2 separate regions of the Mus musculus genome follow, and region 1 is linked to region 2. The links are chromatin loops, found by intact Hi-C in ENCODE. Cell type or tissue: gastrocnemius. All regions are shown on one strand.

The links. Hi-C counts contacts between places; a loop is a spot of excess contacts. Peaks named below come from ENCODE experiments on the same cell type or tissue, not always from the same donor. Only the 100,000 strongest peaks of a DNase experiment are listed, where the experiment ranks them.
Region 1: it touches region 2 in a loop (3-fold over the local background); 17 of 42 quality-filtered maps call a loop at or near these places.

The regions. Positions count from the first base shown.
Region 1 is chr8:8,661,023-8,663,522 of GRCm38, reverse strand. It overlaps Efnb2 (ephrin B2), which reads left to right and starts at 2,281. Exons shown (of 5, transcript NM_010111.6): 1 at 2,281-2,500. In gastrocnemius, CTCF peaks have their summits at 1,493 and 2,003; DNase peaks (open chromatin) are centred at 1,503 and 2,207; H3K4me3 peaks cover 1,309 bases; H3K27ac peaks cover 1,618 bases.
Region 2 is chr8:8,223,783-8,226,282 of GRCm38, reverse strand. No RefSeq gene overlaps it. Among named protein-coding and RNA genes, the nearest start is that of Gm31401, 140 kb to the right of the region's middle. In gastrocnemius, a CTCF peak has its summit at 1,006; a DNase peak (open chromatin) is centred at 981.

The DNA of each region.
Region 1 (2,500 bases), 440 kb before region 2:
GTAAACAAATATAGTACCATTACTGCATTTGAAGCATACTGTTTTTCCATTAATACATAAAGGAAAAGGTTGAACGAGAGCCAGTTGACTGCAACCCGTTCCTAAAGAATGTGATCGCGCTTTCCCTGCAAATGAACGATTTGGAGCTGTTAGTGTGGTCAAGTTGCAGAACAGTCTGAGGACCAAACTGGTTAGCATTGGCTTAGAAGCCTGGTGTGTCGTACATTTTTGCTGGCTAATAGATTGTTCTTTGTGAAATTTCAGCTTTGCTGCCACTCTGTAAGAAATCATTTATATTTTGTAATACATTGTACTTTTAAAATTCCCAAGTCTATTGACTGAGAAGCATCCTTAGCTTTAGGAACCAGCGACTTCCTCAGATTTTGTTGTCATTTGGCATAGAGTTGTGTCCTGTTTTCAAAGCATCCAAGGATTTAGTTGTGAAACGAAGCTCTTCTCAGAGACACTGCAGCATGCTTGCTGTGGCCGTGCTTTAGGATTTCTTCTATGGTTCTCTTTTGTATTTGCCTGGGATAATGACAAATGTAATGTTAAATATAAATGGCTTGAGGTTATGTTTTAATTTCCTAAATGACTGGATAAACAGTTGAGGACCAAAATGATATGTGTGCAGTTACTGACTCCATGTCCCCTTTAGAAGTCACACAGGATTATTTTTGATTTTTTTTAAAGTATATTTACGTTGTCCCCAAAGTAAAATGCCTTGAGTGTTAGGGTATCTGGCTTACTGAAAATGGTATTTTTAGAAGCTGGGTTAAAACAAGTGCCCTTTTTTCCTCTTCTCCAGTAAAGGTCAAATAGCAGCTCCTGTCAGTTTTTTCAGTCAGGAAGTTAAACATTACTCTGTGTGTGTGTGTGTGTGTGTGTGTGTGTGTGTGTGTGTGTGTGTGTGTGTGTGTGTAACCCTTGTTTAACCTAGCGTGAATCCCATCTCCCCACCCACAATCATATTGCAGGCATAGTTAAAAATAGTAATTACAGAAAAGGGTTTCTTAAAGCTGTATTTTGGTGTGTTCAATACATTGTGTTTTGGTCTTAAACGAGTTTTTCCAAACCAATTCGTAGTTGCAGTATACACTAACTTACATTAAGGTTTTTGAAAGTCAACACTTTTTAAAGCTCGAAATTTGTTTTAAAGAAGGATGAAGGGGGCGGGGGGGGTGTTGGGAGTAGTTAGTAACTAAATCATGGGGCTTGTTTTTAAAGATATCGGTGTGGAAACTGCTTAGTTCCATTTGAAGAAGTTCTGGTATTGATGGACAGCATTGTAAGAAGAGACGTGGTTAATTTTTGCTGGGCCATGGGCTGTACATGGGACTGTGCCTTCCACCTACTTTGTTCTCTCTGATAACGGGCATCTTAAGCAAGTGGTTTTCGACTTGGGAATATCTGGATCCTTAAGATTTGATCCTGTAACCGGTAGGCTTGTTCTGAAGTACGGAGAGGCAAAAGTGGGCGCTAGTGGGCGCTGTGGATCCGTAGAAGTCACAGCCGTGGTTCAGTTTTTCAAAATCGGTCTTGGGCAAGCAACCGAGTATCACAACTGCCACTTCTCTGACTGATAGTTGTCCGGGTCACACCTAACTTCCTGGCCACTGTGGGGTCGCGGGGTGTCCCGGGAGCTAGTGAAGAAAAGTCCTCCCAGACGTTGGTAGTGGAGCTTTGGAGGCGCTGTTCTTGCGGGGAGAGGACCGGAAAGGGAGCGGGCGCACGGAGTTGGGTCTCGGGGTCGGGAAGGGCGGCAGACTGGCTCGCACTGCCGGTGGGCTGCTAAGGCTCTCAGCCTCGTGAGAGTCTGATTTGAGTTGCGTCGGACCGGGCCGGAACACTTGGTGCCAGAATCAAGTTAGAAGGCCCTCAGTTAATGGCTCAGAGGGATCCGCCAAGTACCAGGGCGCCATACGCGCGAGGGGCGGCAGGGAGCGAGCGCCACAAGGCGGAACGCTGCGTCCACCACGTCTCGCCCTATCCTAGCGAGGGCACTCGCCAGCACAGGCACTTGCCGGGCGAGGTGACCCTGCTGGTGCGAGTGGCTAAGAGGCGACCAACCCTGTGCCCGGCGCCCAGCGGGGCTCGTCCTGGGGGCGGGGCTCACCTGTCAGGGGCGCCCTACCTCTGGGTGCCCAGTGTCGGGTAGGGGGCGGCAGACTGACGGGAATGCTGCCCAATCAGCGCGCGCTCGCGGCGCGGCGAGCCAATGGGCTGCGTTTGACTGGGCGGGGCCCCGCGTTTATAGTGCTCTGACAGCGCGCCCGGCGCGCTGACTCTCCGCGGCGGGGACAGAGGCACCGGTCGGATCGCGGAGCTGCGCGCAGAGCGGGTCCTGGCGCCCTCCCCGCACACAAAGGCCCGCGCGCGTCAGACGCCTGCGGGGGTTCCAGTGCTCTCCTGACTGCTTAGTGGCCGCGAGTTGCGAGGATTCAGGAGGCGCCCTTTATCTCTGCGCTCCAGGACATGGAACCGCGCCGACGCGGCGCTC
Region 2 (2,500 bases):
CACACTTCAAACTAGGAGGTGTCTCTAAGGCTACTGACTACTGCATTCCAAAGTTCAAGGTAAGGAGGCAAAGCATCCTGGTTTTCCCGTGCTTAGGGTGTGGATTTGATGGTAAAGGTCCTAGTAGCATTTCCTTGAACTATCTGAGATAAAGGTACTGCGTTAGTAACATGAGGTATCTGCTTCATCCACAGGTGACCCACTTCTCACTGCTCTCTAGCCAGGGGCTAACACAATGGCAAAACCATTCCAGAGTCTCTATGTCATTTTTCCATAAATGTCCTATATGCACTAAAACTCCTCTTTACCAAATATTTTTACAAAGAAAGCTTTTACTTTTGCATATAACTAGAACTCAACTTGTATATGTGTTTGTATACTGTGTGTAAGTGCTTGAATATGTGCCTTGTTTTACAAGTTGATTGCAACAGGCACTTTAGAGAATGAACAACAGACACTCCTACTCCTTTGATACTGGTGTTCAAGTTTACTCTTGAGAAAGGAAGGTAGAGAGCTCTGTACTAATGTCACTTAATGTTATCAGTGAGGAGAGGAAGGTCAATGATTGTGTTGTACTTCATTCAGTTAAAGGGACTTGGGTATGAAAACAGAGACTAAGAGGAAGTAACTCAAGCTCCTTCATAGAAGTCAGGTGTGTACTGTTAAATATTTACAAACTAGACTCACCTCCTATGAGATAAACCCTTGACACATGGCATTCACCAATATCTGACTCTAGATAGACACTCTCACTTTGGTTGGTATAAGCAATCAACGTGACTTGAATTAGCTTGCAACATTTTCAGGTATTTAATTTAAGTAGCCTGCTGGTGGCTGATAGGAACACACAGTGTTTGAAGGGAGAGTCAGAAGCCATGGAAATAAATGTCCACTTGAAGCATTTCTGGAGCAAGAGATAATTGGTTCAAGTCCAAAGGCAGCTTGGGGCCAAAGTGCTGCCCTTCTCACTAGCCTGCTTAGAGCATGGTCTCTGTGGGGCAGTACTGCCTCCTAGAGGATCCCTCTTCCAGGGACGTCTGCAAGGGTAGTTTGTGTCTCCACATTGACCTGGGGGTAGGGTGGGGGTGGGGGTGGGAAAGGGTCCACAGTGATTATTGGATAAGGATCGAGAATAGAATACATATTGCTAAGACCACACTTGGCTGCACAACAGAAAGTTGTGTCAAATTTTGAAAACCTTCTTGTGGTTCATCAAATAATCTTCTAGGTTTGTTTGCTGTTGGTTTTCTCTTTAAGAATCTCCTTAAAAATTATTTGTGCGGAATCATGTCACTTTTCTTTCTTTTCTTTCTCCTTCCTTCCTTCCTTCCTTCCTTTCCTTTTCCTTTGCTTTGTCTTCACCTTTTGACAGGAACTTAATGATGGTTTAAGAATAAAACTATTGTGTAAATTGAGAGTTATTTGCACTTTGGGTTTCAAACTCTCACCAAATGGTACATTCACCCAAGTGAGCGATAGTAACAACATTTTAAGCAATCAAGCTTAACACCACACACCCGTATCTGATAGTGCTTATAACTGCTTCAGCGTTTGTGGTTCTGTTCAGAGCATGTAGATACCTATGTGTAGACACTTAGAATGCTTTATGCCTTCCAGCCCAAGAATCTAAATTAGAAACACACACTTCTCATTATTATAATCTATTACTTATTTCCTTTTTTATAGAGTATCATATACATATATATTTAAAAGTATTACTGATGTAAATGAGATCTGTCCTAGTTAGCTTTAACCATCAACTGGACATAGCTTAAGAGTCATATAAGAAGGGAGTTTCAAGTCTGTGAGGACTTCATCTTGATTGTTAATTGATGTAGGAATGTCCATCCCACTGTGGGTGGCACCTTCCCTCAGGTAGATGGCTCCAGGTAGTATAAGAAAGCTAGCTAAACATGGGTCTGCGAGTGAGCCAGCAAGCAGCATGCCTCTATGGTTTCTGTCACACTTCCATGACTGTGAGTTCCTTGGCTAGAGGTAATGCTTTGTGGAGTAGCAATCAGACCTGCCGTTAGTTCTTGCCCTGACTCCTCTTGACGACAGACTCTAGCCTGCAAGCTGACACAACCCCTTTCCTTTCCTAAGCTGATTTTGGTCAGAGAGTTTTATCTCAGCAACAGAAAAGCAAACTAGAACAGGGTCTATTGGGAATCAGTTTAGGCCGATCACAGCTGTACTGTAACAGCACTGCAGATATACACCAGAGGCACTGATACTCTGCTTCAAATCTGCCTGTACCGGTTGCCATCTGAGCTGATTATCTTGAAATCAAAGGGCTACTCAGGGGCAGCTCAGGGGACTGAACTAAAGGCTGTGCTCTCTGCTAAGTACAAAAGGCATCCAGAATTTAGGTGGTCTTATGTGAGCTCTTCCATTTCTTCATTTCTTCAGTGGAGTGACTCAGGTCACCCTGTTTGTGCAGATACATTTTAGTGTATTAATAGTTGGAGCCCAGATCACTATCATGAGAAGGGATGTTTTC